2 separate regions of the Mus musculus genome follow, and region 1 is linked to region 2. The links are chromatin loops, found by intact Hi-C in ENCODE. Cell type or tissue: left cerebral cortex. All regions are shown on one strand. Each heading gives the region's core, and the rest is flanking DNA. Links, peaks and the distances in the headings are about the cores only.

Evidence for each region. A loop is a pair of places that touch in the nucleus more often than their neighbours do. Peaks named below come from ENCODE experiments on the same cell type or tissue, not always from the same donor. Only the 100,000 strongest peaks of a DNase experiment are listed, where the experiment ranks them.
Region 1: a loop joins it to region 2, with 3 times the contacts of the local background. A loop is called at or near these places in 19 of 42 quality-filtered maps.

What each region holds. Positions count from the first base shown.
Region 1 is chr3:87,315,990-87,331,492 of GRCm38, forward strand. No RefSeq gene overlaps it. Among named protein-coding and RNA genes, the nearest start is that of Gm31879, 33 kb to the left of the region's middle. In left cerebral cortex, for the core only: a CTCF peak has its summit at 7,983 (motif pointing right); a DNase peak (open chromatin) is centred at 8,037.
Region 2 is chr3:87,553,972-87,569,474 of GRCm38, forward strand. It overlaps Etv3l (ets variant 3-like), which reads left to right. Exons shown (of 6, transcript NM_001370856.1): 2 at 743-848; 3 at 940-1,177; 4 at 1,378-1,564; 5 at 1,988-2,099; 6 at 6,125-7,134. The coding sequence starts at 788. The coding sequence ends at 6,591. Among named protein-coding and RNA genes, the nearest start is that of Etv3l, 12 kb to the left of the region's middle. In left cerebral cortex, for the core only: CTCF peaks have their summits at 4,418 (motif pointing right), 6,393 (motif pointing left) and 8,611 (motif pointing left); a DNase peak (open chromatin) is centred at 8,602; H3K4me3 peaks cover 269 bases; H3K27ac peaks cover 469 bases.

The sequences.
Region 1 (15,503 bases), core at 3,095-11,094, 240 kb before region 2:
TAGGGGATATAGGACTGTTTAGATTATTAACCTGATCTTGATTTAACTTTGGTACCTGGTATCTGTCTAGAGACTTGTCTATTTCATCCAGGTTTTCCAGTTTTGTTGAGTATAGCCTTTTGTAGAAGGATCTTATGGTGTTATGGATTTCTTCAGGATCTGTTGTTATGTTTCCCTTTTCATTTCTGATTTTGTTAATTGGGATGCTTTCCCTGTGTCCTCTAGTGAGACTGGCTAAGGGCTTATCTATCTTGTTGATTTTCTCAAAGAACCAGCTTCTCGATTGGTTGATTCTTTGAATAGTTCTTCTTGTTTCCACTTGGTTGATTTCACCCCTGAGTTTGATTATTTCCTGCCTTCTACTCCTCTTGGGTGAATTTGCTTCCTTTTGTTCTAGAGCTTTTAGGTGTGTTGTCAGGCTGCTAATGTGTGCTCTCTCTAGTTTCTTTTTGGAGGCACTCAGAGCTATGAGTTTTCCTCTTAGAAATGCTCTCATTGTGTCCCATAAGTTTGGGTATGTTGTGGCTTCATTTTCATTAAACTCCAAAAAGTCCTTAATTTCTTTCTTTATTCCTTCCTTGACCGAGGTATCATTGAGAAGAGTGTTGTTCAGTTTCCACGTGAATGTTGTCTTTCTATTATTTATTTTGTCATTGAAGATCAGCCTTAGTCCATGGTGATCTGATAGTATGCATGGGAAAATTTCAATATTTTTGTATACGTTGAGGCTTGTTTTGTGACCAATTATGTGATCAGTTTTGGAGAAGGTACCATGAGGTGCTGAGAAGAAGGTATATCCTTTTGTTTTAGGATAAAATGTTTTGTAGATATCTGTTAAGTCCATTTGTTTCATCACTTCTGTTAGTTTCACTGTGTCTCTGTTTAGTTTCTGTTTCCATGATCTGTCCATTGGTGAAAGTGGTGTGTTGAAGTCTCCCACTATTATTGTGTGAGGTACAATGTGTGGTTTGAGCTTTACTAAAGTTTCTTTAATGAATGTGGCTGCCCTTGTATTTGGAGCATAGATATTCAGAATTGAGAGTTCCTCTTGGAAGATTTTACCTTTGATGAGTATGAAGTGCCCCTCCTTGTCTTTTTTGATTACTTTGGGTTGGAAGTCGATTTTGTTAGATATTAGAATGGCTACTCCAGCTTGTTTCTTCACACCATTTGCTTGGAAAATTGTTTTCCAGCCTTTTACTCTGAGGTAGTGTCTGTCTTTTTCCCTGAGATGAGTTTCCTGTAGGAAGCAAAATGTTGGGTTTTGTTTGTGTAGCCAGTTTGTTAGTCTATATCTTTTTATTGGGGGAGTTGAGTCCATTGATATTAAGAGATATTAAGGAAAAGTAATTGTTGCTTCCCGTTACTTTTGTTGTTAAAGTTGGCATTCTGTTCTTGTGGCTGTCTTCTTTTAGGTTTGTTGAGGGATTATCTTCTTGCTTTTTCTAGGGCGTGGTTTCCGTCCTTGTTTTGGATTTTTTCTGTTATTATCCTTTGAAGGGCTGGATTCATGGAAAGATAATGTGTGAATTTGGTTTTGTCGTGGAATACTTTGATTTCTTGATCTATGGTAATTGAGAGTTTGGCTGGGTATAGTAGCCTGGGCTGGAATTTGTGTTCTCTTACTGTCTGTATAACATCTGTCCAGGCTCTTCTGGCTTTCATAGTCTCTGGTGAAAAATCTGGTGTAATTCTGATAGGCTTGCCTTTATATGTTACTTGATCTTTTTCCCTTTCTGCTTTTAGTATTCTATCTTTATTTAGTGCATTTGTTGTTCTGATTATTATGTGTCGGGAGGAATTTCTTTTCTGGTCCAGTCTATTTGGAGTTCTGTAGGCTTCTTGTATGTTCATGGGCATCTCTTTCTTTAGATTTGGGAAGTTTTCTTCTATAATTTTGTTGAAGATATTTGCTGGTCCTTTGAGTTGAAAATCTTCATTCTCATCGACTCCTATTATTCGTAGGTTCGGTCTTCTCATTGTGTCCTAGATTTCCTGGATGTTTTGAGTTAGGATCTTTTTGCATTTTGTATTTTCTTTGATTGTTGTGCCGATGTTCTCTATGGAATCTTCTGCACCTGAGATTCTCTCTTCCATCTCTTGTATTCTATTGCTGATGCTTACATCTATGGTTCCAGATTTCTTTTCTAGGGTTTCTATCTCCAGCGTTGCCTCACTTTGGGTTTTCTTTATTGTGTCTACTTCCCTTTTTAGGTCTTGGATGGTTTTATTCAATTCCATCACCTGTTTGGTTCTGTTTTTCTGCAATTCTTTAAGGGATTTTTGTGCTTCCTCTTTAATGTCTTCTACCTGTTTAGCAGTGTTCTCCTGTATTTCTTTAAGTGAGTTAAAGTCCTTCTTGATGTCCTCTACCATCATCATGAGATATGCTTTTAAATCCAGGTCTAGCTTTTCGGGTGTTTTGGGGTGCCCTGGACTGGGCGTAGTGGAAGTGCTGGGTTCTGATGATGGTGAGTGGTCCTGGTTTCTGTTAGTAAGATTCTTACGTTTACCTTTCGCCATCTGGTAATCTCTGGAGTTAGTTGTTATAGTTGTCTCTGTTTAGAGATTGTTCCTCTGGTGATTTTGTTACCCTCTATTAGCAGACCTGGGAGACTAGCTCTCTCCTCTGAGTTTCAGTGGTCAGAGCAGTCTCTGCAGGCAAGGTCTCCTCTTTCAGGGAAGGTGCACAGTTATCTGGCGTTTGGACCTCCTCCTGGCCGAAGATGAAGGCCCAAAACAGGATCTTTCACAGAAGCTGTGTTGCTTTGGCCTGTCACAGTAGCCATTGTTTCAGTAGTCCACAGTCTCACCTGTGTAGACTACTTTCCGCGGAGTCCTGAAACCAAGATGGCTCCCGTGGATCTTGAGGTAAAGGCCTCCCAGGCTGGGTGGACACCTGTCCTCTGGCCAGGAAGGTGGCCGGATGTCTGGAGCCCGAAAATGGCGCTGCCCTAGAAGCTCTGTGGCTCTCGTGTGTCCCAGAAGCTGCTAGTCTCTGTAGTCTACACTCTCACCTGTGCAGACTGTCCTCCACAGAGTCCCAAAACCAAGATGGCTGCTGCGGAACCTGAGGCAGAAGCCTCCTGGGCCGGGCGGACACCTGTCCTCTGATCAGGAAGGTGGCTGGTTGTCTGGAGCCGAAAATGGCGCCTCCTCAGAAGGTCTGTGGCTCTCGCCTGTCCCAGAAGCTGCTAGCCTCTGTAGTCCACACTCTCACCTGTGCAGACTGCCCGCTGTAGAGTCCCAGAACCGAGATGGCTCCCACGGAACCTGAGGCAGAAGCCTCCCAAGCCGGGCGGACACCTGTTCTCTTATTGTGTGTATTTTTATAAATAGAAATGAGGTTTATACTTTGTTGTGATTGGTCATTTGTGCTAGGAGAAGACAGGAGAAGAACTTACATAAATCATTAAGGGAAAACTGAGAGTCACAATTAAAGAGAAAATTGACATTTGTTATCAGTTATTGGCACAAGATCATCAGACTGAACCTGTGAGATATTAAATAAAAAATCACTACCTTCAAGAAATATGCTAACAACTTGGGGATGTTTCCTTAGAATATCGTGTGTGTGTAGGGGTATCTTCATAATTGTAAACTCTTTAGAGAATCATGCTAAAACATACATGAGAACTCAAATATTAACATTTTTCTCTCAAAAACCTCTTACACTTCTTAAGCACTTGCTTAGTACACACTGAAGAACTGGAAATTCTTGACCAATGTGTTCAGTCTTCCAATATGTTACAGATTCTTAAAACACATTGCAGTTATTCAAAACATTAAAAATATAAATTGTTTCTAAACAGGTAAAAGATACTAATGCCACATGCTTTTCTTACTTCATCTTCTCCATTTTACCTTTTCCAACCAAAGATTTTTATCATTAAATATAATTTTAATATTTTGATATAATGTTGACTTTTAAATATTAGCAATTTGCTTAATTGCTAGGTATAGAGACCTGAAGTACCAATGGCTTAGACTCTTACTTATTTTGTTTTTCACCTAAGAAGATGTCTTTCGTAGCTGTAGATGTGGGGTCTCAGCTGCTAGGCACTGTATGCCCAATGGGGCAGCAGTGAGTGACATGTCTACTATGGATGCAACCAGCCACTGAGAATGGCTCCACAGGGGTCAATCCATGTCTGGTCAAAAGTTCCGGGACGCGCAAAAGCTCTGGGCGGCAAATGGCTCCGGCCCAAAGGGGACTCTCTCTCAGTTGTGTTAAATGGACACGTTTATGTTTGCAGTCTTGCATTAGTGCTGCTTCCAGCTTGATTAGAGAAGCTCCTTTTTTCCCAGCGGGTGATGCTTAATGCAGAGGGTGACTGTTGAGTTATTGGTCCTAAATGGTAGATGTATAACTGTTGGAAAGAATATTCTTGGTGTCCCACAAGGAACTCAGAAGCAAAGGGACAGTATCTCAGCCAGGCAACTTCTTTTTGAAAACTAGTGTTCTGGGAACCAAACCAGGCTAGCGAGTAACTGCCAAAATGACCTCTGTCTTTTATCCCTGACATATGTGGTGACAATAGCTCATCCTAGTAGTGGGATCTCAACTTTACAATCTGATATAATTGGCTACAAAGGGAAAGGGGGGCTCAGAAATATGGGCCCGTGCACTGTTTCTCAAAACTCCCTGTCCCTCTTTATTATACACTAAATGTCTATTACTGTTTGTATCATCTGTTCCTCTGAAGTGGTAACCCTAACTGCCACTAAGGGATTAGGCAATGATAGAATGGCTTCTTGAACCTCACTCAGAAGGGGAAATAAAACAGTCATTGGAGGTGGATGAAGGGAACTGGGTAGGAGAGGGGACGGGGAGAAGAACGGCAGAGGGGGTCAGGTGTAGGGAGAGCTGGGGAGAGAGCCAGGAGAGTGAAATCTACGGACAGGGTAGGGGATGGACGTGGGGGGTGCATCTCTTGGTCATGCCAGACACCTGGACTGGGGAGGCTCCAAGGAGTCTATGAGGGTGATTGGTCCAATTTGAGATTCATCCCATAGGCAAGAACCAATTCCTGATTCTATTAATGATACTCAATTATGTTTGCAGACAAGAGCCTAGCATAACTATCTTCTGAGAGGCTCCACCCACCAGCTGACTGAAACAGAAGTAAAGACCCACAGCGAAACATTAGATGGAGCTCAGAGAGTCTTGTGGAAGAATTGGGGTAAGGATTGAGGAACTCCACAAGAAAACAGAGTCAACAAACAAGGACACTTGGGGGCTCCCAGAAACTGAACCACCAACCAAAGAACATGTATGGGCTGGACCTAACCACCCTAACCACCCCACATATGTAGCAGATGTGCAGCTTGGTCTTTATATGGGTCCCCAAACAACTGGAGCAGGGACTGTCCATGACTCTGTTGCCCGCCTGTGGATCCTGTTCTAACTGGGTTGCCTTGCCTGGCCTGCTGTGGCTCCATGTGCCAGAATGGGTTGGTACCCAGGGGCGACCTTCCCCTTCTCAGAGAAGGAGAGGGAAGGGCTGTGGGAGGGGAAAGTAGAGAGGAGGAGGAGGAGGAGGAGGAGGAGGAAGAGGAGGAGGAGGAGTTTAATTTTTTTCTTTTTTCTGTCTTGACCCACTTTTCATATTGGAGAAAGTTGTGCAGTTTCCATGAGTTTTTAATTTATCTCTTCAGACTTTCTTTGTGTGAGAATATGTGGTCAATTTTGGAGGAAGTTCTGTGAGGTGCTAAAAAGAAGGTATATTCTTCCATGTTTGGGTCAAATGCTCTGTAAATATTAAAATATTCTGTTAGGTCTGTTATTTGGTATAGAATTTCTGTTTAGTTTTAGTCTGGATGGCCTGTACATTAGTGAGAGTGGAGTATTGAACTCTCCAGCTATCACGGTGTGAAAGTCAATAGGTGGTTTAAGCTGTAGTAGTGTTATTCACAGAAATGGGTGCCTTTGTGTTTGGGGCATAGATATTAAGAACTGAAATGTCATTTTGGTGAATTTCTCCTTTGATGACTATAAAGTGTCCTTTTCTGTCCCTTTTGATTAGTTTTGGCTTGAAGTCTATTTTGTTAGATATTAAAATTTTCACAACTTTTAAATCCATTTGCTTGGAATATCTTTTCTCAACCTTTTACCCTGAGGCAATGTCCATGCTCGATGTTAATGATGTATGCTTCTCGGATGAAGCAGAAGGATGGATCCTGGTTTCACATCTAGTCTGTTAGTCTGTGTCTTTTTACTGGGGAATTGAGACTGTGGGTATTGAGAAATAGCAATGACCAATAATTGTTGATTCCTGTCATTTTGTTGTTGGTGATGATAGCATTGTTGTTGTTGTTGTTGGTGGTGGTGGTAGTGGAGGTGGTATTGTAGTTGTTATGTTTTTGGTTGTGGTGGTAGTGGTGGAGATGGTGGAGGTGGTGGTGGTATTGTTTTTGTTGTTTGTGGTGGTGGTATGTGGTTGTACTTCCCTTCTTTTGGTTTTGCTGTGTTAGTGGCTTTTTAATAAGTGTGTTACAGTTTTTCTTCTTATCCAGCTATCTCCCAAATGATTGAGGCTGGATTATTATATTATTTAACAAGCTTTAAAGGCACAATAACTGAGCAATATTACTCTATTTTAATCTTCTATGCTAGCCTGGTTACCTCAGCCCAGGTCCGTAAGGTACATGAGATATTTGCATTTTACAGCTTTCTCTTCGTGGTCTGTTCTCTCATGGTGTCTCCTGGACTCTTTCCCGGTGGCTAAACCCTACTTCTCTCTCCCACCCGCTTCCCTGGCTGGCAGGAAGTCCAGCCCTATTCTCTCCTCTGCTTAGTCATTGGCTGTTAAGCTGTCTTTATTGACACATCTGGGAACAAATGGGGAGCTGGTGTTTACACAAGCTTGAGACTGGAGATTCTCTGAATAAGGATTGCAATCAGATACAGGGGAGACAGAAATTGGCATTTGAATCTTCACACAGTGCACAATAACATTATGCCTACATTGCTGGTGTGAGATTGTTTATTTCCTGTGTTTTCATGGGTCTAGTTAACCTCCTTGCATTGGTCTTTCCCTTCTAGGACCTACAGTAGGGCTGGATTTGTAGCTAGATATAGTTTAAATTTAGCTTTTTAATGAATATCTTATTTGCCCCATCTATGGTGATTGAAGGATTTGCTGGGTATAGTAGTCTGTCTGGCGTCTGTGGTCTTTCAAAGTCTGTAAGACATCTGTCCCGGCCCTTCTGGCATTTAGAGTTTCCATTGAGAAATCAGGTGTCATTCTGATAGGTCTGCCTTTATATGTGACTTGACCTTTCTCCCTTGAAGTTTTCAATATTCTCTCTTTGTTCTGGATGCTTGGTGTTTTGGTTATTATGTGGCAAGGAGGCTTTGTCTTCTGGTCCAATCCATTTGGTGTTCTGTATGATTTTTGTACCTTTATAGGTATGTCCTATTTTTAGATTTGGAAAATCTTTTCTATGATTTTGTTGAAAATATTTTCTGAGCCTTTGAGCTGAGTTTTTTCACCTTCTTCTGTTGTTAGTATTCTTAGGTTTTGTCTTTTCATAGTGTCCCAGATTTTCTGGATGCATTGTGTCAGGAAATTTTTTTTATTTAACATTTTCTTTAACTGATCTATCCACTTCTTCCATCATACTTCAGTGTTTGAGATCTTCTCTTCCATCTCTTGTATTCTGTTAGTGAAGCTTGCCTCTATAGTTCCTGCTCAAATTTCTAAACTTTTCATTTCCAGAATTCCTTCAGTTTGTGTTTTATTTACTGTATATATTTCCAGTTTCAGGTCTTGAGCAATTTTATTCATTTCCTTCAGCTATTTGGATTTTTTGGTTTTGTTTGATTTTTGTTGTTGTTTAACTTTCTTGGGTTTCTTCATTTCCTACGATTGTTTGTTGTTTTTTCCTAATTTTCTTTTTTTTTAATTAAAAAAATTTTTTTTTAATTTTTTAAACATTTTAAAAAGATTCTGCTTGCATGTATGCCTGCCTGCCAGAAGAGGGCACCAGATCTTAATATAAATGGTTATGACCCACCCGTAGTTACTGGGAATTAAACTCAGCACCTCTGGAAGAGCAGCCAGTGCTCTTAACCTCCAAGCTATCTCTCCAGCCCCTTTCCTAGATTTATTTCAGGGATTTATTTCTTTCCTTCTTAACGGCCTCTATCATCTTTATGTAGTTTTAAGGTCTTTCTCTTGTGCTTCAGCTATGTTGGAATATTGAGGGCCTGCTGTAGTGAGATAGCTGAGCTGTAGTGAGGACTTAACTGTCCTAGGGGTCACTGATGGTGATCTTGTGCTGGTATCTAGGTATATGAGTTTGTGGTAATTATAGGTCTGGGTGCTGATTTCTGAGTTTGTCTTTGTTTTGTTCTTCAGTTTCTGTTTTCTCTCTTGATTTTCAGAGAGTAATGTTGCTGTTTTACTGGCCTCCTCAGCTGGTGAATTTACAGGGCATACCTGCTGGTGATGGAGACTGGGATGTGTCAAAGAGTGGGGGTGGGGAGGCATAGAAGGGGATGGTCCATGAGATCCGTAGGAGATGTGGGAAGGGGGTGGTGTGGGATGGAAGGCTGCAGNTGGTGTTCTTTNGCACCCCCCCCCATCACCGGGGGGGGGGGGGAGGTGGGGGGGCGGGGATTAGGTTTGGATGCACAGAGAGGTTTAATGTTTTTATTGTAGAGGCCTTTTACATCCTCGGTTCAGTTTATTACTACTAGATCTTTTTATTTTCTTTGAGGCTATTGTAAACGAGTATGTCTATGATCTCTTCCTCTGTATGTTACTATATAGAAAAGCTATCGATTTTTATACACTGATATCCTGCCACACTGCTAAAATTGTTGATCATTTCTAGCAGTTTTGTGGTAGAAAACTGGGGACTATTAGGTATAATGCATTATTCTTTGTAATATCATGCCATCTGCAATAGGGATATTTTGACTTCTTTTCCTATGTTCTCCCTTTAGTTTCCTTCTCTTACCTTATTATTACAGCTAGAACTCCAAGCACAGCACTGAAAGGGAGACTGGACAGTGGACATCTGTGTCTCACTCCTAATTTCAGAGGCATTACTTCAAGTTTTCTACCATTTATGATACCGTTGGCTGTGTGCTTCTCATTCATAGATTTTCATCATGCTTAGTCCCCTTCAGTCCAACTCTCTCTAGAACTTTTATCATGAGGCATGTTGGAATTTGTCAAAGACCATTTCTACATCCATTGAGATAACCATTTATATGATTTATTACATTTGTTGACTTGTATATGGTGAACCACCTCTACATCTCTGGGATGAAGCCAACTTGGTCATGATGGATAATCTCTTTGGTGATTATTTATAATTAGTTTTCAATTATTTTATTGGGGATTTTTGAGCCTATGACCATCAGGGTTATTGGCCTATAGTTTATGCTGTTGCTTTTGTTATGCATTTGTCTTTGATATTAGAGAAATAATGGCTTCTTAGATGGAGTTAGGAAAGGCTTCTTTTCCTTTCTTCCTTTTTGTTTGAGAAGGATTGGCTTTAGATAGTCTTTGAAAACCTCCTACAATTCTGCTATGAACATACCTGTGCCCTGGCTTTTTGAGTTGGAAAGGTTTTCATTGTTGTTTCAATTATGTATGAATCTGTTTAGATTGGTGACTTAATTTTGTGGTTTTACTGATTCTGGAAATTCTCTCTCTCTCTCTCTCTCTCTCTCTCTTTCTTTCTTTCTTTCTTTCTAGACTTCTCATCTTAGTGGTGGTCAGGTTTTTAAAGAAGTTGTGTCAGTTGTATTACTTCTCTGTTCACTTCTGATGCTGCTCATTTGGATCCTGTCTTTCTTTCTTTTGCTTAGTTGGGTTATTATTATTTTTTTCAGATAACCATTTCTTAGATTCACTGATTCTTTGGGTTTGTTTGGTTGGCTTTCATTTATTTCTGCCTAAATTTTCATTTCTTTCCATCTACTTGACTTAGGTGTTGCTTGTTCTTGTTTTTCCGAATTTTTGTTGCACCATTAATTTGTTTATTCCCGTTCCCCCTAATGTTTACATGTAGGCGCTGAGAGCTATACGTTTCTCTCAGACTGCATTTAATGTGCTGCAGAGGGCTGGCTCGGGTGATCTTGGTTTCATTTAGTTCCTGGAACTTTTTAATTTCTTTGTTGGTTTCTTTTTTAACCATCCATCATTTAGTAGTTCGCTAATTAGTCTCCACAACTTTGTTACTTCCTATAGCTTTGCTTGCTGTTGTTTTAGGTTTGATTGCATTATGGTCAGAAAGGATACACTGGGTAACGCGTTGTTAGTTAGTTTTTGTTTCCGTTTGGTCCCACGATGTTTTCTTTTAGAGAAGCGTCACTGTGCTGCTGAGTAGAATATGTATTCTTTGGTGTCCGGGTGGAATATTCTTATCTCTTAAGTCCACTTAATGTATAATGCCATTTAATTCTGATGTTTCTCTGTTTATTCTTTGCCCAAACGACCTGTCTATTAGATAAAGTAGAGTATTGAAATCATCTATTAATGGTGTTTGATGTTAATCTGTGTCTTTAATTCCTGTAGTATACTTTTTATGAAATGGGTGCATCAGAGTTTGATGCACATATGTTTAGAATAGTAATAATTTCTTGCTCTGTTTGTTTCAATGTTCTAGACTTCTTTTAGTTTAGAATGTGTCATTCTTCACTTATGCCTTCTATTATCAATGCTACAGCTACAAACTTCTTGTGCTAAGCATAAAGAAGGAAGAACAGAAATGCTTCCCAGTTGAGTCGGTCCTTTCCTTTGAGGAGTTTTCCAAAACTACCCCACAACTTCTATTTATATATCCTTGCTGAGAGTGCAAACACATTGACACCCTGTCTATAGAAATGTCTCTGGCTATAAGAAGAAGAAGGAGAAGGAGAAGGAGAAGGAGAAGGAGAAGGAGAAGGAGAAGGAGAAGGAGAAGGAGAAAAGGAGAAGGGAAGGAGAAGAAGGAGAAAAGGAGAAGGAGAAGGAGGAGAAGGAAGAAAAAGAAGGGGAGGGGAAAGGGGAGGAGGAAGGGGGAGGAGGAGGAGGGGGAGGGAGAGGGGGAGGGGGAGGAGGAGAGCCACTGAAGAGCAATTAACAGACGTGCCTGTCACCCTGTCAAGCTCCTTGGCTCTCAAGTGTTTGTGGCCCAGTGTTGCACAGAGGTCAGAGTCCCTCGAGCTGAAAATGAAGTCAACCTCTTTTTTATAGTTTCCAGTAAGGACCCTTACGTCCATGCCTAAAATGCAAGTGTCTTTCAGGTATGTGCTCTTGGGTTTTAATCGGATCTTAACAGAATTTCAAATCTGATTAGATTGTGTGATCCTCTTCCTTCACCAGTCCCCCCAGAAGATTTGTTGCCCACTAGATTATACTTAGCTAATTGCACTCTAAATTCTCTTTACTCCTAGCCAATAGGAGTGTAGCTCTTACAGAAATTTGCTGAGCATACAACTGTAGCCTCTGAATCAGAAGTAACAGTCTGTGGGGGTTTCTCTGAAGAGAAGAGAGACAAAGGCACTCAGAACAAAATATATAAGAAGGTTCTAGAAGGTGGGGAGGGAACAAGAGAAGTAGATTGGGATCAGGAATGTAACATGAGTTCAGGAACCCAAAGACTTATGGGAAAGGGGATTTGGAGGAGCAGGTGCTGTGCTAAGTGAACTTTGGGACATCTCTAAGGACTTTTGGAAGGCCAGCTGCAAGCTGCCCCATTCACCACATTATACCAATCCCTCCTTTGCCACCTCTTCAAGAGTCAGTCTCTAAAAGGTCAAAGCTTTTGAGGGATGCATTTCTACATTATTTTTCAAAAAACGGAATTGTCAAAATGGTTTTGGTGAAAAAATTGGGGATCAAAATTCTTTGAAAAAGTTTACATCTATTTAAATATTAGAGAAGACTGACTGACTGATGAGAACTTCATAATTGTGGACAGTTGGAATGTTGCAGAAGAGCCAAAAATTATTTTGGGATTTAGTCTCTCGGAAGTCATTCATTATCTACCTTTGTGTCTATCGAATGCCCTACTGATTATTGGGAAAAACCTTTGGGATGTATTATTTACCAAACCACTGGTTTCAAAAATGTGGAGAATATAGAAATGGAATTTTAAGTTTTCAAGGAGGATCAGATATATTTTAAAAATAGATTGAAGATTACAATTATGATGAGTTTTTTCAGGTAAGGTTGTGGTTATATATGAGTATAGGAAATCTCAAAGATGCCCTTACTTAAATGAGCCCTTCACATTTGAACATAAAAAAGACAATTGGCTTCAAATGAAGACTAATACCATCAACAGCAAAATAATGTCCAAATGTAAATGTTTACTTATTTTTTTCTAATGCTTATCCTGATATGAACAGAGCTAGACGAGAAGATGTGCAACATGTAGAAGATTAAAGTTAGATCACTGTAGATCACTGTGCATAAAACACCACTCCAAATGGATCAAAGACTGCAATACAAAGTCTGACACCTTGAAACTTCTAGAGGGAAAGGTATGGAGTGTGCTTTAACATATAGGTATAGGTAAAGGCTTTCTGGATTGGACTTTGATATCACAGGAAATAAGACCAACTTTGACAACTGGGATATTATGAAACTAAAAACATTTCTGTACAACAAAATTAGCTGTTAAGTGAAAAGGTAGCTCCCAAAATGGAAGAAAATATTTGTCAGGTACACATCTGATAGATTATTGTCTAGAATGCACAGGAAATCAAATTAAACCCCAAGAAAATAATGAATTCAACTAAATAGTGGTCCAAGGAACTAAATGGAAAGTTCTCCAAAAAATTAGAAATGACTAGAAAATACTTCTAATTTAAGGGGTTAGTATCCTTTGCCAGTAAGGAAATGAAGACATAAAGGGGGAAATGGGGAAACTGGGGAGTGGGCTTTAATTGGGAAGTGGAGAACAGAGGTCAATACAGAAGGGCAGGAAAGAACGGGGAAATAATACTAAGGATATTTGAAAAGGCCTTGAGGAAACATTATCTTTACCTAAACTCACATATAACACATAAGTGTATTTGTGTGAAGTAGTAAATGAAGCTCTGCTACTTGGGCTGACAAGAACTATAGACCATCTAGCAAGGATCTTAGCAGCAGGCATGAGAAACCAGTTTGAGTTGTTAGTCAAGGGAGTTCAATAAATTCCCCCCAAAAGAATAAGCTATTGCTTCTGCCTTTAGTTGTGTTGTTGAAGGTAAGTCCCTATTGTCAAAGACACCACATATTTCAGACACAGGACTCAGAAGATTTGAGCTGGATCTAACCTGAAAGCCTCCCCTCTCCCTCGAAGACCAGCTTTTATAGTACCAAAAGTTGCTATAAAAGATGCCAAAGTAGTGAGGCCATCAATAACCCTATCCAGCTGTGATGCCTGCAAACCACAACAATGACCAGCATAGCAAGATGTCCCTAAAACTGCAATAGCAGCACTCGTATCTCAGTAGCAACCATCAGCTCTCTAATTGGATTTAAGGCTTGCTAAATAGGAGGGAAAGTCCCTTTTGCCAAAGGGAGATGGACAATGGAGAGTTAGCCAGCTATCCAGTACCAGTGAAACTATGGATCTCAGAGAACTCACAGCTGCCACTTTACTAGGCTGGCATTGCTCCTAACTGCATCCTAAATACTTTTCCTTATACCTACATATAAGTGTAGCTCTCGTTCCTCATCAGGAAGAATGAACAATCTCTGGTGCAGATAGAGGCCATCACAAAAAAAACAAAAACAAAAACAAAAAACAAAAAAACAAACAAACAAACAAAAAACCCCACAACTGGTCAAAAGGCAGAGAGCAACTGACCATGAGGTGTCCAATCCCAACTGATAAATCTCTAGCACAATTCATATACCTAAGGCTCAGGGATCTTAGCAGAAGAGGGGGGCAGAAATGTCATAAGAGCCAGAAGACCTGGAACTCTGCCGTGAGAGTGTATTTTCTAGAGTGACAGAGAAATAACACCCATGACACCACAGTAATGTGGCTTCCTTAAAAAGACCCAGACAATGACAACACTAATGGATACGGTAACATGGAAGGGGAAATCTCACAGGGCCCTAGCCCTAAACAAAGAACTACAGGCAACTATTAACAACCACTGAGAAAAGTAGAATTAGCCTTTCCCAGGGATCTATTACTAATTAGTCAACCCTTAAATCATGTATTTACAAGTGAAACTAAATTGATTTAATATGTATATGTAGCAATAATCAAAGATAAAGAAGCCATGAATTTGTGAGGTAGTAAGGGGAGACATAGAGGGTTGAAGGGAGAAGGGAGAGAACATGAAAGGGTTATGTGGAAGTAAGGGAGGGGGAGAGTAATATAACTATATTTTAATTAAAATTAAAAAAATAAGGAAAAATTAATTACTCTAAGATTCTCCCCTCAGCTCATTTAGAATGGTCATCATCAAGAAATCAAATTAGGAAGAGAAGAAAGAAAGAAGGAAGGAAAGAAAGAAAGGAAGGAAGGAAGGAAGGAAGGAAGGAAGGAAGGAAGGAAGGAAGGAAGGAAGGAAGAAGTCAAATAATGAAAAGCCTCTGGCATGGGTACTCGGGGATGAACACTTTTTTTTTTACTCTGTTAGTCAGAGTGTGAATTAGTTCGGCCACTTTTTAAATCAGTCTGAAGTGTCCTTAAATCACTAGGAGGAAATCTTCCACATGACCCAGCCACACCACTCCCGGGCACATACTTCAAAGGATCTTTCTTAGTCAGGTTTTCTATTGCTGTGATAAAACATCATGACCAAAATCAACTTGGGGAGGAAGGGATTTATTTCATCTTACAGCTTGTAGTTCATCATCCAGAAAAGTCAGAGCAGGGTCCTAAAGCAGGAACCTGGAGGGGCGATGCTTACTGACTTGTTCCTTATCATGTGCTCAGCCTGTCTCTTTTATACTCTCCAGGACAACCCACAGTGAGCTGGGCCCTCCTACATCAGTCATTAACCTAGAAAATGTATCATGCCCACAGGCTTGCCCACAGGACAGTCTGGTGGTGACATTTTCTCAATTGAAGTTCCCTCTTCCCAAATGACTCTAGCTGTGTCAAGTTGACAAAACAGTACCAGCGGAGGGCCTATGTCCTACTATAGAGGTACATGGACTTTCTTGTTCAGTATAGCTTTCTTTATACAAGCTAGGAAGTAAAAACAGCCTAGTTGTCCACCAACTGAAGAGTGGACACTGGTATTATTGATGTCATATGCTATATAAACACAAATGAAATGCTTTATAGCTAAAAAGAAAACAAAACTATGAAATTTGTAGGAAAATGAATGGAACTGAAAAAAAATATGTTGAGCAAGGTAACCCAGCCACAGATACAAATGCTGTATCTTTTCTCTCATTAGATCCTTGCCTCAGGTCTTCTGTTTTATGTGTTTAACTTGGAGTACCTCCAGAAGCCAGGAAACTTGAGAATAGACATTGAAAAGAGGCAGTGTGTTTGGGAAGAGTGGTCTTAAGGGAGGAGGTATTATAGTACACAGGTAAAAT
Region 2 (15,503 bases), core at 4,078-12,077:
CTATGATCCTTTCTAATTTATGGTTCCCAGTATTCATCCTGGAAGCCACTGTATTAATCTTGCCATGGGTGCCGCAGGGCTGTTTGCAGCCAGTAAATAGAGTGTAGCCAATCTTTGTGTGTGTGCCCTCCAGCCCAAGAGAGACAGAGCTAGGGCCCAGGGCACAGGTGACGGGAAGGCACAGAGTGGGATGCTCCCAGCCAGGGAAGTTCTACACCAATGAGTAGATTAAGGTAACACAGGGATCAGCTAGATGGCTCAGCAGATAAAGCACTTGCAGAACAAGCCTGGTGACCTGAGTTACATCCCTAAAACCACTTAAAAAGGACAGGAGAGAAGAGATTCCACAGAGCTGTACTCTGTGCAAACACCCATGCGCACATACACACGTTAACAAATGTTTAAAGTTTTTCTTTTTAAGTGACACACAAGGGATTAGGGTTAAGTGACAAAGACAGTTGACACTGTTGGCAGTGGAGCTGAAAGCTGCTCTTCTCTGGAGTTCCTCCAATGTTCATCTCTCTGTCTAACTCCATCAAGGATTAAGATGGAGGACCATTTGCCTTTTTACTTTGGGCTTAGACCCAAGCCACCGCCCTGGGGCAGCCTTTGAGCAATAAGGAGGTCTGCATAGAGGCTGGGCTGTATACAAGAAAATTCTTGCTTTAGCTTCTCTTTTCACCCTGGACCCTTCCTTCCTTCTTCTCTCACCTCCATTCTTTCCCTCTGTCCCTTACTTCAGCAGGCCTTCAGTTCAAACTCAACCCTCTCTCGCCTACCACTCACCATGTACTGCAACTGCTTCTCAGAAGGCATCCTGGCTGCCCCTGTCAACCACTGGGTCTCAGGTAAGCCTCCCTGCCTCCTCCCCATGCTCTTGAAGCTGACATGGGCAGGGCCTGAGGACAGCAGGTGACCCTCACACTCCCCCCGCCCCAGGTCTGGCCTTCCCCGATTGGGCCTACAAAGCTGAGTCGTCTCCGGGCTCCCGGCAGATCCAGCTGTGGCACTTCATCCTGGAACTGCTGCAGAAGGAAGAGTTCCGCCATGTCATCGCCTGGCAGCAGGGAGAGTACGGGGAGTTTGTCATCAAGGATCCAGATGAAGTGGCTCGCCTCTGGGGCCGCAGGAAGTGCAAACCACAGATGAACTATGACAAGCTGAGCCGGGCCCTCAGGTGAGAGGAGGGTGGCCAGCAGCAGGAGAGGCAGATCTCAAGGAAAAGGGCTGTGGTTCTTGGCACTGCAGGCCGCTATTGCAGGGCTTAGGAAACGCTCTCACTGTGTGAAGATGGCTGGTGTCCTCCGGCAACTGCTAGACCAATGGAGGAGACTCCAGTCTCTCCCTTCTTCACAGAGGTAACTCTCAATTCTCTAGGTATTACTACAACAAGAGGATCCTGCACAAGACCAAAGGCAAGAAGTTTACCTACAAGTTCAACTTCAGCAAGCTCATGGTAGCCAACTGCCCTCCGTGGAAAGTGTGGGCACCCCCCAGCCCTCGCCTGCTGCTGAGGTCCCCTGCCCTGTGTCAGCCCTTGGTGCCTATGGCTAAGCAGAGTGAGGTAGGCATGACATCCTGTCCTTATAGCTCTGACAGGACCTGATCTTCGGTCCTGGAGGCTTCTGGCCACTCTCCACCTTAGAGCCCTCCTTGTCTCCAAAGTTCTTCTATATTCTAGTCCCTGAGTGCTCTGGGATCTGGCCTTTGAGATCCATAGCCACCTTTGAGGAAGGATGGTTTCTATGCTAGGCACTATCTTTTAGCAGTGTGTCAGAGGGACAGCTAAATGGTGCAGGGGAGGGTCCAGGGAGATGGAGACAGCAGGCAATCCACAGCAGTCACTGGCTGCTTGGGACAGTATGAAAATCAGTATGGGACTACTCTGTCATATTAACAACTGGCTGATAGCCCTGCCGAGCCTTATAAGACTACACCCTGGTGAGAGCCATCTCCACCCCAGCTTTCCTTCTTCCCCCCTCCTTAGCCCCTGTATAGCATGCTGTGCACACGGGCCACAGAAACTCAGCCAGCTGGAGAGAGGACCCCACAGAGACCACCAAAGGCCTCTGGGGACAAGGAGAGCAGCAGCTTCAACTGTGAGTGTTGAGCACCGAGTTGGTGGGGATCTCAAACAGAGGAGGGGAGCCTCCCAGAGCCTGGCTGGCTGAGCATATGCCCACGTAGGCATGAGACAAGAGATCTTCGTGCAGTCAGTGCTTAGTGACTGATTCTAGCTGTTTACTAGGCCTGGGGCTCAAATAGGAAAGATTAGCTCAGGAAGAAGCAGAGGCTGGTGGGAAGCAGAGGTGGGAGGACTGCCAGTTACTACAAGTGCTGGGAGGGCACAGGGGAGCACTCTGGAGGCACAGAGGAGCACTCTGGGGGCACAGAGGAGCACTCCAAGAGGAGAGAAGAAGGGCAAAGAGAAAGTGCATGTATGACGAATCTGGAAGGCATATTGTCAGTGTGGGTGGGAAGGAGAAGGGTGTGTGGGAGGCAGTCTACCAAGCTAACAGCTAACCAGGTCCAAAAGTCCTCAGAAATAATTTGAAGTGCAGAGAGTCCAGTGAGAAGAGCTGTTTAGGTTTTTGTTTTGTCTTTGTGGTGCAGGAGACAGAACCCAGGGCCTTTATATGTTCATTGAGCCCTCTACCAACTGAGCCACATCCCCTGTTCCTATTTCATTGTATAAACTACCAAAGCTTCCAAACTGACGATTTGACTGAAGGTTTCTAGGCCTTATGATCCAGTACAGAGGCAATACGCATTCCGTGACAGAAATCATATCTTGAAGTTTGAAGTTTGACCTTCCGTTGGCTATGAATGGGAGGTGCAGGGAGCCACCTCTCCAGTCACCCACGTAGCCTGAGAGTAAACAGCCAGCCCTCCACAGCGCCCTGCACGGCTGAACTGACTCATTCCACAGGTTATATACACCCAACACAGTCTTGATGTAGGTTATTTTTAACCCACAACGGGTTTATCAGCATGCAACCTTATCATAAGCCAGTGAGTATCTGTACCCAAGCTGTCTGCGGCTGTGATTAGGGGAGAAGCTCTTCTATTGTTGAAAGGCTCTTATTATTTTAAGTTATGTGGAGGGGGTGTGTGTCTGCACACAGGTGTGTGCCCTGGAGTGCAGGTGCCCTCCAGAGGCCAGAGACGTTGAACACCCTGGAGGTAAAATCAAAGACAGTTGTGAGCACTCTGACGGGGAGGGGTGCTGGGAACAGAACTCAGTTCTTCGGGAAGAACAGAAAGGCTCTTACCCACTGAGCCATCTCTCCAGCTCCCACTGGGAAGGTTGTTGTTGTTTGGTTGGGTGGGGCGTGTTGCTGTTGTTTGTTTGTATTTAGACAATCTAAGAAGAAGACTCTAGGGCCATGGGGAGAAGGAGGGACCTCAGCTGAAGAGAGATGGGCAGACCAAGCTCATGTTCTTCTTCCTTCTCTCGTCCGATGTTTACATGACCTCCTGTTTAGTGTGCCTTCTTGTGTTTACTGTGCCTTGGCCCCAAAGGAAACGCCATAATTTTATAACTATTATTTATTTAATATATGAGTATAATGTAGCTGTCTTCAGACACACCAGAAGAGGGCATCCAATCCCATTACAAATGGTTGTGAGCCACCATGTGGTTGCTGGGGGTTGAACTCAGGACCTCTGGAAGAGCAGTCAGTGCTCCTAACCACTGAGCCATCTCTCCAGCCCTGAAACACCATGATTTTAAGAGAGAAAATTTTAGCCGGGTGTGGTGGCCCATGCCTTTAATCCCAGCATTCAGAAGGCAGAGGCAGGCGGATTTCTGAGGAAGAACACAGACTAGGAGTTCAGAAGCCTGGAACATTAAGAGGGATGGGGAGCAAGCTATCAGTGGTACTTCATGATGGGGTAAGAAGAGAAGGTGGTCAATGGTAGACACCAGTGGCTATCGGAGCAACCAAGTCAGGCTTCCTGTGGAAAGATCCAACCCAGGTATCTTCTGCAGAGGTTCAAGCCCCTCTGCTTCCGGCAGTTTTGAAGATTAGGGTCACCCAGATTTACCCACCCACAATGCAGGCCATGGATGCAGGGTGGTTGGGCCATCACTTGGGCATCCTAGAGCTACCTAGCATCGAAGGGCTTCTCTGTTCCTCCACATCACTGTTCTCCCAGCACCAGAGTGCTGAGGACAGCAAGCTTACCCCCTTTGGAGCAGGCTGCTTTTCTTTCCTTCTCGCACTCATGCACGCGCACACACACACACACACACACACACACACACACACACACACACACACATTCCTTGTGCTTGGACCCTGAAGGGTGTGAAGGTTTTAGGTCCGCAGAGGGCTGCCAGCAGTCACTTGCCATGCTTCAGGACTGGAGTTCCACTTCGTGCCTTACCTCCACCCTCACTCAGATCATGCGGTACCAGGAGAGGGAGCTGCTGCAGAACACTCAACCAGCTTCAGGAAATAGGGAGACTCCAAGTATCTCCTCTGCGTGCCCACTCAGCTACAGTGTGGACACAACCCCGACCCCAGGAGCTGGGGTCACAGCCTTTCTTTAGGACAATAGCCCTTACCTCGTCTAAGGGTCTAAGGAGAACAATACTGGGCCACAGAGAGAGAGCACCTCGGCAGGAGTCCACATGTTTTCTTCTCAGGGTGAACATTCTGACTACTTCACTCCCTCACGAATCTGGCTTGAGAAATATCCCTAGCTAATAAACTGGCTATATTAAGTAACACCTGATCTGTTTTCCCAGGTTTTATTCACTATATCACACCCATGTGACCCCATTAGTCTCTCAGCAAATTGATGTGGCCTTGCTGAAGGCAGAGCACTTCAGGGAGGCCCACTGAATCAGAAAAACATGGTGTGGAGCTCTGTCTAGCCATTTCCAGGAAGCCCAGCCTGGGCAACCCCTGTCGGGCCTGGCAGGTGGGAGGGGGAAAAGGTGGGTCTGGATGGAATGGAAGGAGGAGAGGGAACTATGGGACCAGAGGAGGGCTATGGTTCTCACACACGGACGGCCCTGAACTCCATGGGCCTCTTATTACACATACGCTTAGCGGATGCCACTTGATCTTAACCAAGAGAGTGGACTTTACGGAGGCGACAGAGGCCTTCATGCTTAAATGACAAGCACCTGGTCCCACAACCAATTCTTTACCCAGCTAAAATTTGGAGCCTTTGAGCAGGGTTAGGGGGAGTTAAAGATAGAGTCCCTAGATTAGAACACAGGGCATCCATTCAGTCTCTCAGCACATTTTTACTGTGGACTTAATCCATTAAGTCTGGACTATATTCAGGGGAGAATAAATCCCTAAGTGTATGGTTTCTAACAGAGCCATGTGTCCCAGCAAAGGTGAGGAGGGAGAGGACAGCAGGAGCAAGCACTCTCACGAGGCTGGCAGAGTCTCCGGGAAGTTCCATCCAGAAGTATGAACCAAATGAGCAAAAGGAGGGAGAGAGATGACCCCCTCCCACCCTCCATCTCCCACCCCAGCCTCATTGGGAGAATACTTACCTAACAGACAGGCAACCCCGGGTTTGTAATGCCAGCCCTCTGGAGGTGGGTTCAGGACAATCAGGAATTAAAGGTCATATTCAGCTGCAGAACAAATCCAAGCCAGCCTACCTCCTCAAGATTCTGTCAGAAAAAAAAAGGGGGGGAGGGAAGGGAAGTGGGAGGTAGAGGGAGAAAGGGAAGGGAGGGGAGGGAAGGGAAGAAGAGAGAGCAGTGGGGAGGGAGGTGTCTTAGTCAGGGTTTTACTGCTGTGAAGAGACACCATGACCAAAGCAACTCTTACAAGAACAACATTTAATTGAGACTGGCTTACAGGTTCAGAGTCCATTATCATCAAGTTGGGAGCATGGCAGCATCCAGGCAAACATGGTACGGGAGGAGCTGAGAGTTCTACATCTTCATCTGAAGGCAGCTAGGAGAAGACCGACTTCCAGACAGCTAGGATGAGGGTCTTAAAGCCCACACCCACAGTGACACACCTACTCCAACAAGGCCTTACTTCCTAATAGTGCCCACTCCCTATGGTCTATGAGGGTCTATGAGGGAAGGAGGCAGCGGAGCATCTCGGGGAGGGGCCCTCTTGACCACTTCTCTCTGTGTCTCTAGGTTTTGGCTCTGTCCTGGGCCCAGGCTGGCAGAGGCCTTGCTGCTGTCTCCGGAACCTCCAAGGTGGCCTGCCCAGCCCTGCTCCCCTTGCTTCTGTGCCCTGCCTCTGCTGTAACTGGACCCACCTCTTGGGGCCCATCTTGCCTCCTCTTCCCTCAGAGCAGTCACTTTCGGGGTCCTCAAAGCCTGGTCCTCGGCTCTCAGGCCCCATGTGTATGCCAGGTACCTGGCATTTTCCAGGGCTCCACCTTCTGGCCAGGCTGAGACAGAACACTGGCCAGGGGCTTTGGTGCCAGTTTCTCAGGCCCGAGGAATTGGTGGTAAATCCTGGCCCAGGGCCAAGCAGGCATCTGGATTCCAATGAGGGACTCTCCTCAGGGACTCAGGGACTCAAACTTGGGAAAGGAATCTCCATGTCCCCCAATCCAGAGAACATGAGAGTCATGTGGCCTTCTGATCCTCCTTAATTGGAGAGAAAGAAGTGAAGGGGTGGCTCTTCCCCCTGTCTCCTGTTCCCCCACTGGAGGCTCTGAAGGGTGAAGTTGAACCAAGGGCAAATGTGGGCATGGGGAAATGGAGATGGCACCCCTCCCCTATACCAAATTGCTATCTGACTAAGGAGACATTATTAATTAACTTTTTTTGGAGAGAAATGAGATTAGGAGTTTCTATCATTAAAACTGCCCCCTGCCTACTCACAGGAGGGGATGAAGGGGCTGGGCTGGGGCAGACCAGCGTTTGTTTGGCTTAAGTCTTAGGATCTCTTTCTTCCTCTGGGTTCACTTCCCCATCCTGGCTAAGGTTTCCCAGGACCTCTCACAGCCCTTCCCATACTTCTCTGCCCTCCCCTTGACTGCACAGCCACTAGGAACCTCTGTTCCAGGGAGGGTCTTGCTTCTATGAAGGAAGGTTCTGTGCTTCTATCTCCATGACCCCAAGATGCAGGCAGGGGCACAGAGAGGGAGGGGTGGTTCTCTCATCTCTGTAACACTCCACTGCCAACTGTGAATAAAAATGTCCTTGGACCAACAATCTTTCTCCCGTGCATCCTAGTTTGGCTGCGTTCCTTCTCTGTGCCCATCGGTGGTGGTGCTAAATGCAACGCAGGAGTCCTGCTGGGTTTGAGAGGAGGGCCTGAGGCTTAGACTGGAAGCATCCAGCCAAGCTCCTCTCTTCTACCATCATGCCTGAGAGTGAGCCAAGCAATGAGGGAAGCCGGTCCCAAAGACAGAACAGCAGAAAGAGTGGGGGGTCTTTGCCAAAGACCTTAAGGCTCCTGTAGAGGACCTCTGGGCAAGGTTCTAATGGTCCAAGTGGGAAAGGAAAGGACACTGGTGCTAAATACCCTCTGCTTCTGCCTGTGGGCTCCTGAGAACGAGCAGCAGGGCTGACTTGAAGCTCCTGGTGCCAGAGAGCATAGAGAACACACAAGAAAGCATCTCTACTTGACGACAGATGAATCAACGAGGAAGAGATGCCACACAAGCCAAAGCCACCGAGCCACCCGCTCTCCTGCCTCTAGGCTATCAATTACCTGACCTGGATCTGTCTCTTTTTGAGGAACAGCTCATGAGCTGGAAAGGCCCAAGGGCTCTACTGCCCATTCCAAGTTCCTCTTGGAGCCGCTCTCACATTTACTTCCTTCAGCCTCACTTGGTCTTCTGACCATACGTTGTCAGTCAGCTAGAATGGGTGAGAACTGCACAGGGTGTGACATAGCCCTCGTCTACAGGAAGGCCAAGGTGATTCCCAAGCTGGGCCTAGGGCAGGAGAAAGGGTCTCTGTCTCCCTCCCTCAGCCCATCCCCAGTACAGTTTTCCTGTTACCCCGCCCAGCTTAGGAGATAAGCTTAGGAGATAAAGCAGTGTTGCCTGTGTGCACCAGGAAGTGGACGGGGCACTCGCTGGGCTTGTGTCCGGTTCAGAGTGGCTAGCCCTAAGGACAGGGGTTTCTCCATAAAAAAAAAAGAAAGAAAGGATGTGTTCTCTACCTGGCCCCACCTCCTCCTCAGTAGTGTGTGGTGATTGTGGTCCCTGTATTTCAGGTGATGAAAAAACGCTTTGAGGTATACATTCTAAGACTCCTCTGAAGGCTAAAGCCCACTGTAAGGACTTGCTTCCAGGTGGAACCTTGTGTGTAGGTCACAGATCTCAGTAAAGAGATCCTGCCACAATAGGCATTTTTTTGTTTTGTTTTGTTTTTCACTAAGTACTCCATTGTTAGTGAGAGCTGCCTACCTGTACAGTCCTGAATACTCATCAGAACTTGGGCTCCATATCCAGAAGATAGTACCACCAGCACCTTCGTTCATCCAACTGCAATAACCCAAAATGCCTCCAGACAGGTGTGAAACGGGAGAAACTGCCCAGGGTTGAGGGTTGACTGCCTCTAAATTCAGGAAAACCCTATGTTCTGTCAAAGATGTAAGTAGCTTCCTGGAGAGCTGTTGGCTTTCACGTTGCAAGAGTGCCCTCTAGTGGCTAGAGTTGGTACTCTGCGCTCAACGCTCAGGACTAGGGTACAAAGTAAGGCCAGCTCTATGTTGGTATAAGAGTGAAGGACTCAGAACCTCTGAGATGAGGGAGTGAACGGCAAAATCCAGGGATGCAGATGCAGAGCTCTTCCTCATCAAGCTCCCTTAAATATGGTTGTCAATCTATCAAAAGACCAACTCGCCTGACACAACAACGCAGGCAGTGGAGGTTGTCAGTTTTTTATATAACCATGCCAGTCACCAACCTCAGCTGCCACATACGTTGGCACCCTCATGTGGGGAAAGGCACAGTGAGCACTCAGTATTTCTCAGGAGTAGGACTGCAAAGCGTGCTCAGCAACCACTCTCCTCTGTAGCACTAGAAACCCTGGGAGATTCAGCAGGTCTTCAGAAATTAGAGAGTCTAACTCCTGGGCTGCCGGAAGAGACCTCTGAGATCCCAGAGAAAGGGGCTTGTTTCGAATCACAGGGACGAAGAACAAGATTTGGAATACAAATTTCTTAGTCATTAGTCACCACCATCACTCGGCTGGAGAGTTTAAAACCCATTAGTGTGAGAGTTTGCTATGCGTGCAGAGGGGCTTTTCAGAAGCGACTCCTGTGAAGGCTTTTCATGAGGCCCTCTGAGGAAGCACTTTCCTTCCCAAGAACACTTGGGCAGTTTGGTGCTTGCCTCTGATGGTCTCATAGGCATCAGTATAGTGCTGCATAAATCTGGTGTTGGTAGGACAGTGCTCCAGGGGCTTGCGAAGTGGAGGGAGTCTAGGCACTAGAACACTCAGCTAAGCACATAGAAGAAGTTTGGAGGCTGTCTTAGTCAGAGTTTCTGTTGCTGTGCAGAGAAACCATGAGTTTGGCAACTCTTATAAAGGAAAACATTTAACTGGGGCTGGTTTTTCAGACGTTTAGTCCATTACTGTCATGGCAGGAAACATGGCAGAGTGCAGGCGGACATGGTGCTGGAGAAGGAGCCCAGAGTTCTACATCTTGATCGTAGGCAGCAGGACACTGCCATACTAGGCCTAACTTTAGGATATGAGACCTCAAAGCCCGCCTCCATAGTGACACACTTCCTCTAACAAGGCCACACCCACTCCAACAAGGCCACACCTCCTAATAGTGCCATTTCTTACGGGCCAAGCATTCAAACATATGAGCCTTTAGGGGCCACTCCTAGATAAACCACCACAGATGCTTAGACACAATAGCAGGTGTTCACTCCCCTGAGTTGGTGGCAGTGTGGATAATCCCTACCCTCTTCCTTTCATTTCTTAAGGAATCTTCATGTGTCTCCTTCTGTCAGATGCACTCTATGCTGTTAGGTGGTTCTGTCCATGTAGAAATGTCATTGAATGAACTTGCAGGAAAGCAGATGGCAGAGATCAATCATGGTGAATGGCAGCAGGATGCTATCAAGCAAACACATGGTGCACAAGGCTGCTAACCATGCTGTATACTGCTGGTACTTTGTTGCAAGTAGGGATATGAGCTAAAATTTTTAGAAGAGTGCCTACCAGAGAGCAACACCTTGGTTATAATCATTTTCAAAACGTAGGCATTGCATACCATTGTACTGCTATACTTCACATGAGCAACTTTGCAGCAATTGGCACACATAGTGCGTTTATCTACACCGATTCACCACAAACATCTGAGTCATGGTATCACATTGATCTCACTGGGTCATATGAATCTTTCAGGTACACATACGCTTATATGGCTATATATGCATGTATATACGTATATATGAACATCTGTATATATGCACACACATATAGACCAGTAAATACAATCCAATAGGCATTTATTAAATGTTTATTGTGATTTGTTTCTTTGGTTGGTTGCTTGCTTGGTTTTGGATTTTCTTTATTCATTGAGATAGTCTCACTATGTAGCCCAGGCTGGCCAGGAGCTTGTAATGTGAACTATGCTAGTCTCAAACTTGTAGCATTCCACCAGTTTCTGCTGCACAAGGGCCGGGATTACACATGTGTGCCACCATTCCATGAAATGCCATACATTTCTACTGTGCTTATATATGCACTGCTGTCATAAGGATAGGGACAGAATAAAATTACTGGGTGAAAAATCATGACACTGTAATGGCTTCAGGCACATATCACTCATCTGACTTCCAGAAAGGGATATGTTGTTTAAAACTACATTTATGCACCACTCGCTATGAGCCTGACTGTGGTGGTTGGGATGAAAGTACCCCCCTCCCCATAGGCTCATACATCTGCATGCTTAGTCCCCAGCTGATGAATTGCTTAGGAGGGGGGCAGTTAGGAGGTGTGGCCCTATTGGAATAGGTGTGTACTTGTCAGAGGAAGTATGTCACTGTGGTGGACTTTGAGAAATTAAAATCCCATACCAGGCCCAGTCTTCTCTCTCTCTCTCTCTCTCTCTCTCTCTCTCTCTCTCTCTCTCTCTCTCTCTCTCTCTCTCTCTCTCTCTCTCTCTCTCTCTCTCTCTGCCTTCTACTAGAGGATCAGGATATAAAGCTCTCAGCTACTGCCCCAGTGCCATGCCTGCCTTTGTGCCACAGACAAGCCCCCAGTTAAATAAACATTTAACTTTATAAGAGTTGCCTTTGTGTCTTAGTCAGGATTTCTAATCCTGCACAAACATCATGACCAAGAAGCAAGTTGGGGAGGAAAGGGTTTTATTCAGCGTACACTTCCACATTGCTGTTCATGACCAAGGAAGTCAGGACTGGAACTCAAGCAGGTCAGGAAGCAGGAGCTGATGCAGAGGCCATGGAGGGATGTTCCTTACTGGCTGCTTCCCCTGGCTTGCTCAGCTTGCTTGCTTATAGAACCCAAGACTCCCAGCCCAGGGATGGCACCACCCACAATGGGCCCTCCCACCCTTGATCACCAATTGAGAAAATGCCTTACAGCTGGATCTCATGGAGGCATTTCCTTAACTAAGGCTCCTTCCTCTGTGATAACTCCAGCTGTGTCAAGTTGACACACAAAACCAGCCAGTACACTTGGTCATGGTGTCTCTTCCTTGCAATAGACCAGACCTGCAGCATCCTAAGTGCTTCCTATATGTCATTCCAACCAATGCTAGGGCTTCGGGAGGCAGTCCCTGTTTTCATCCCACTGTGCAGGTAAGGACAAGTACGGAGAGATGAAACCTGCTCAAGCAGATTCCTGCCAAGTGGCAGAGGTTGGGTGCAGACCCAAGCAGTCTCTTTACAGTCTGCCCAGGCATGCCGCTTCAGCGTGCCAACTACAGAGCAGAGACTTCCGGTGTACTCACCAGCAGCCCAAGACCCATTCCCTCTACCTGCACAGAAAGCACAGGCAGTAAAAAGGGGGCTCTTCAAGCACTAGTCTTTGTATGGCTCTAATTTGACAGCAAAGAAAGGCAGCAGTAGGTGATGCGCCCCATAGACTATAGAATACTAGGTCCTTTGCTTTAGAGGCGGTCCATGGTCCTAGAAAGTCAGGATGTCTTAATCCTTCTCTCAGGCTCTGCCTTCTCTCCACCATCTCCACGCCCTGGCTGCTCATGTACAATTCATCAGCTTCTCTGCCAGCCTAATGTTGCAACAGTGCAGGGAGAGGCAGCAGAGGCAGCCCTGAGCGGCTCACAGAGCTGAGCAGCCAGCTTACATAGCACCAATCACAGTCAATTACACATGGTGCATTGTGTTTGCACCAATCACAGCCCTGCCTCTTTCCATGGCACCAATCACAGTCAGTAACACATGGTGCTTTGTGTTTGCACCAATCACAGCCCTGCCTCTTTCGCACCAGCCACAGCAGTCCCTCTGTCAGGCCACTAAAGGAAGTTCTGCCCCTCTGGCCTTTGTGAAAAGGGTTGCAGGGTCATCCAGAGTTCACTGGGGCTGGTGACAGCGACGATCCAACAGCTGCAGATTGAGAAATCAAATAGCCCCATCCCGCAGGTGTCTACTTATGTACTACAGAATGAACACCAAGAGTGCTTCCACGGCTTGGAATTGGTGTTAACAATGATTTTGACAGGCTTACTAGTAAGTACATAATGCCTACCGAAGGGCAGGGTGAGTTCCCTTTATCTGTCTAGCTGGTGTCCTATTTAGGGTTGGTTACTGTTGCTTAAATGAAATATCGTGACCAAAAGCAATTTGTGGAGGAAGTCGTTTATTTCATTCACATTTCCATATAACAGTTCATCACCAAAGGCCGTGAGGGCAGGAATTCAAGCAGGACAGGAACCTGGAGGACAGAGGCTGATGCAGAGGCCATGGAGGGATGCTGCTTACTGGCTTGCTCAGCCCTCTTTCTTACAGAACCAAGGACCACCAGCCCACCTATAATAGGCTGTGCCCTCCCCCATCAATCACTAATTAAGAAAATGCCCTACAGCCAGATCTTATGAAGACATTTTTTTAGTTAAGATTCCCTATTTACAGATAAGTCGATACAGTCTGTATCAATAACAGATTGATCTAACAAAATTATTTAAAAGAAAAATGTAGACAAAATAGTGTGAGGATGGTACTAGATGTCAAGAGAGAAATTCCTGCATAAATTCATATGGACTCCATCATATACCAAAAGTCTAGAAAAATTAACAAGAACTAACATGAGGAGTTACATGTTGGGAAGAAGGGGGCAGATGTGAGAAGTGGGCTTCTTGTGAAGTATAAGGCTATCCTGTGTTTATTTCTGCTGGATTTAGTTTTTTTGAGATAGAGTCTCATGTAGCCTAGGCTAGCCTCAGACTCACTAGGTAGGCAAGAATGGTCCCATGTAGCCTAGGCTAGCCTCAGACTCACTAGGTAGGCAAGAATGGTCTCATGTAGCCTAGGCTAGCCTCAGACTCACTAGGTAGGCAAGAATGATCTCATGTAGCCTAGGCTAGCCTCAGACTCACTAGGTAGGCAAGAATGGTTTTGAACTCTTCCTGATGCCCCCAACTCCACTCCCTGAGTGCTCGGGTTATACATGTGTGCCGATCACACCTGGCCTCATCACGTGCATACAAAATTACAGTAAAATGACACTTTCCCCTGCCAAAACCACAGCACACAATTACGAGAGAAGGCCGGCAGAGTATCGCAAAAGTACGCGTGAGGCTTAAGCAATAATGGCATTGTATTACGAAGCTGCCGTTCTGTGGTAAGGTTAATTATAAAGACGAGTGTGTCATACTCCTTCCTTCCTCTGTGCCCTTTATTATCCATACGAAGGAAGTGACAGCCAGGTCCACACATAACCTCACACCTGCTTCTAACACAGAGGTCCCCACCCTCGAACTTAGACACCTGCCGTCAGGTCCACATGTTTCACTCATTAGTCTAGCATGCACATGGGGACTGTGATGCTCATTCTCGAAGCGTGGCAAGCTCTCAGGCGCCTCAAGGCTGTAACTCTATGGAGCAAGCCAGCAGCATGGTCCACGCAGACAGCAGAGGCCGAACCCTGAGAACCTGGCAATGCCCGTCAGCCTGAGTCCATCTGAGGCTGACTTTGCTTCCCATTCCACATCCCCTTTATCGACACCTCTAAGAGATGGGGATTTAGAGGACGAAATTTCAAAGTTTGATTTTGGAGTCTGTCCAGGAAGCAGGCCTGAGTACCACCCACAGCCAGATGCTTCCGAGGTTAAGAATTTTGCAGGGAGCCCCTACTAGTTCAAGCCATAGCTGAAAAGATTTGAAGGAACTTCTTAAACAATGTTCAGAACCATAGGCTTATCCGTTCAACAAGTATTTAATAAATGCCTCCTAAGTGCCAGGCACTGTTCTAGATTAAAAAAAAAAAAGTTGGATCCTATTCTCCAAAAATAACATTTTAATTCTGATTTAAAGCATTTGCCAAGGGCCAAGAAGTAAATTCCCCCATTACAATCAGTGGCCAACTACCTGCCTATGGCAAATGTACAACTTGGAAGAGATGTGAACTAATGCTGCTGTTAACCTATGTGAACAAATGCTGCTGTGAGCCAGTGTGAACAAATGATACCATTAACCAGTGTGAACAAATGCTGCCGTGAGCCAGTATGAACTGCACAATGAGAAACTACATTCATGAACTCTTAATAGTTTTTATCAAGGGCTAACTAAATGCCAGGTAATACTCTAGAACTTTCTAGTTATAATTTGTGGGGATGAGGTAATCAACCTTGTGAAGGAAGAAGTGGGGTAGAGAGGAGGCACCACAGGCTCCTGCGACTCCTCAGCGTCCTGATCTGCTGTACACAGCATTAGATCTAAGATGGCTCCCGGAACACCAGTGAGACTGCAAAAAGGAACAGAGGCTAAGATGGTGGCTTCTTCCACTGTCTCCATGGAAGTCCTATCAGGTGACAATGTTGCTTCTGACTTATGTCATCCGGCAGGGTTTTCATTGGAGCACAGTGGTGGTGTGGCGAGATACAATTGGCCAAGGATTTAGGGCTCAGGTTGGTTCAGACACTGTATATAGGCTTATGAACTGCACAATACACTCAGATCTACACCCTGTTGCTGGTCTCTGGAGTCTGTTTCCCAGGTTTGCCATGTGACTCCATCGCCTCTCACCCCTGTCCTCGCTCCTGTTCCCACAATATTGGCTAACTTCTCATCATTGTGACAAGATTTCTACTGTAAACAACTTAAAGGAAGATCTATTGGGGCCATAGTCTCAGAAGGTTTAGGTCCTGGTTGCTTGGTCAAAACCATAGGGTAAGGGCAGGGGTGGGGGTGTGTGTGGGGGGGGGGATGTACAGAGAAGACTCCTTATACTCTGTCAGGCAGGAACCTATGAGAGTAAGGAAGAGATAAAAATCAGACACACCTCCAGAGACCTACTTCCTACAGCTAGGCCTCACTGCCTAAAGTTTCCAGAACTTTCAGAAAGACTAGGAGGAGAAGAAGAAATGGGGAAAGATGATAAATTTGGA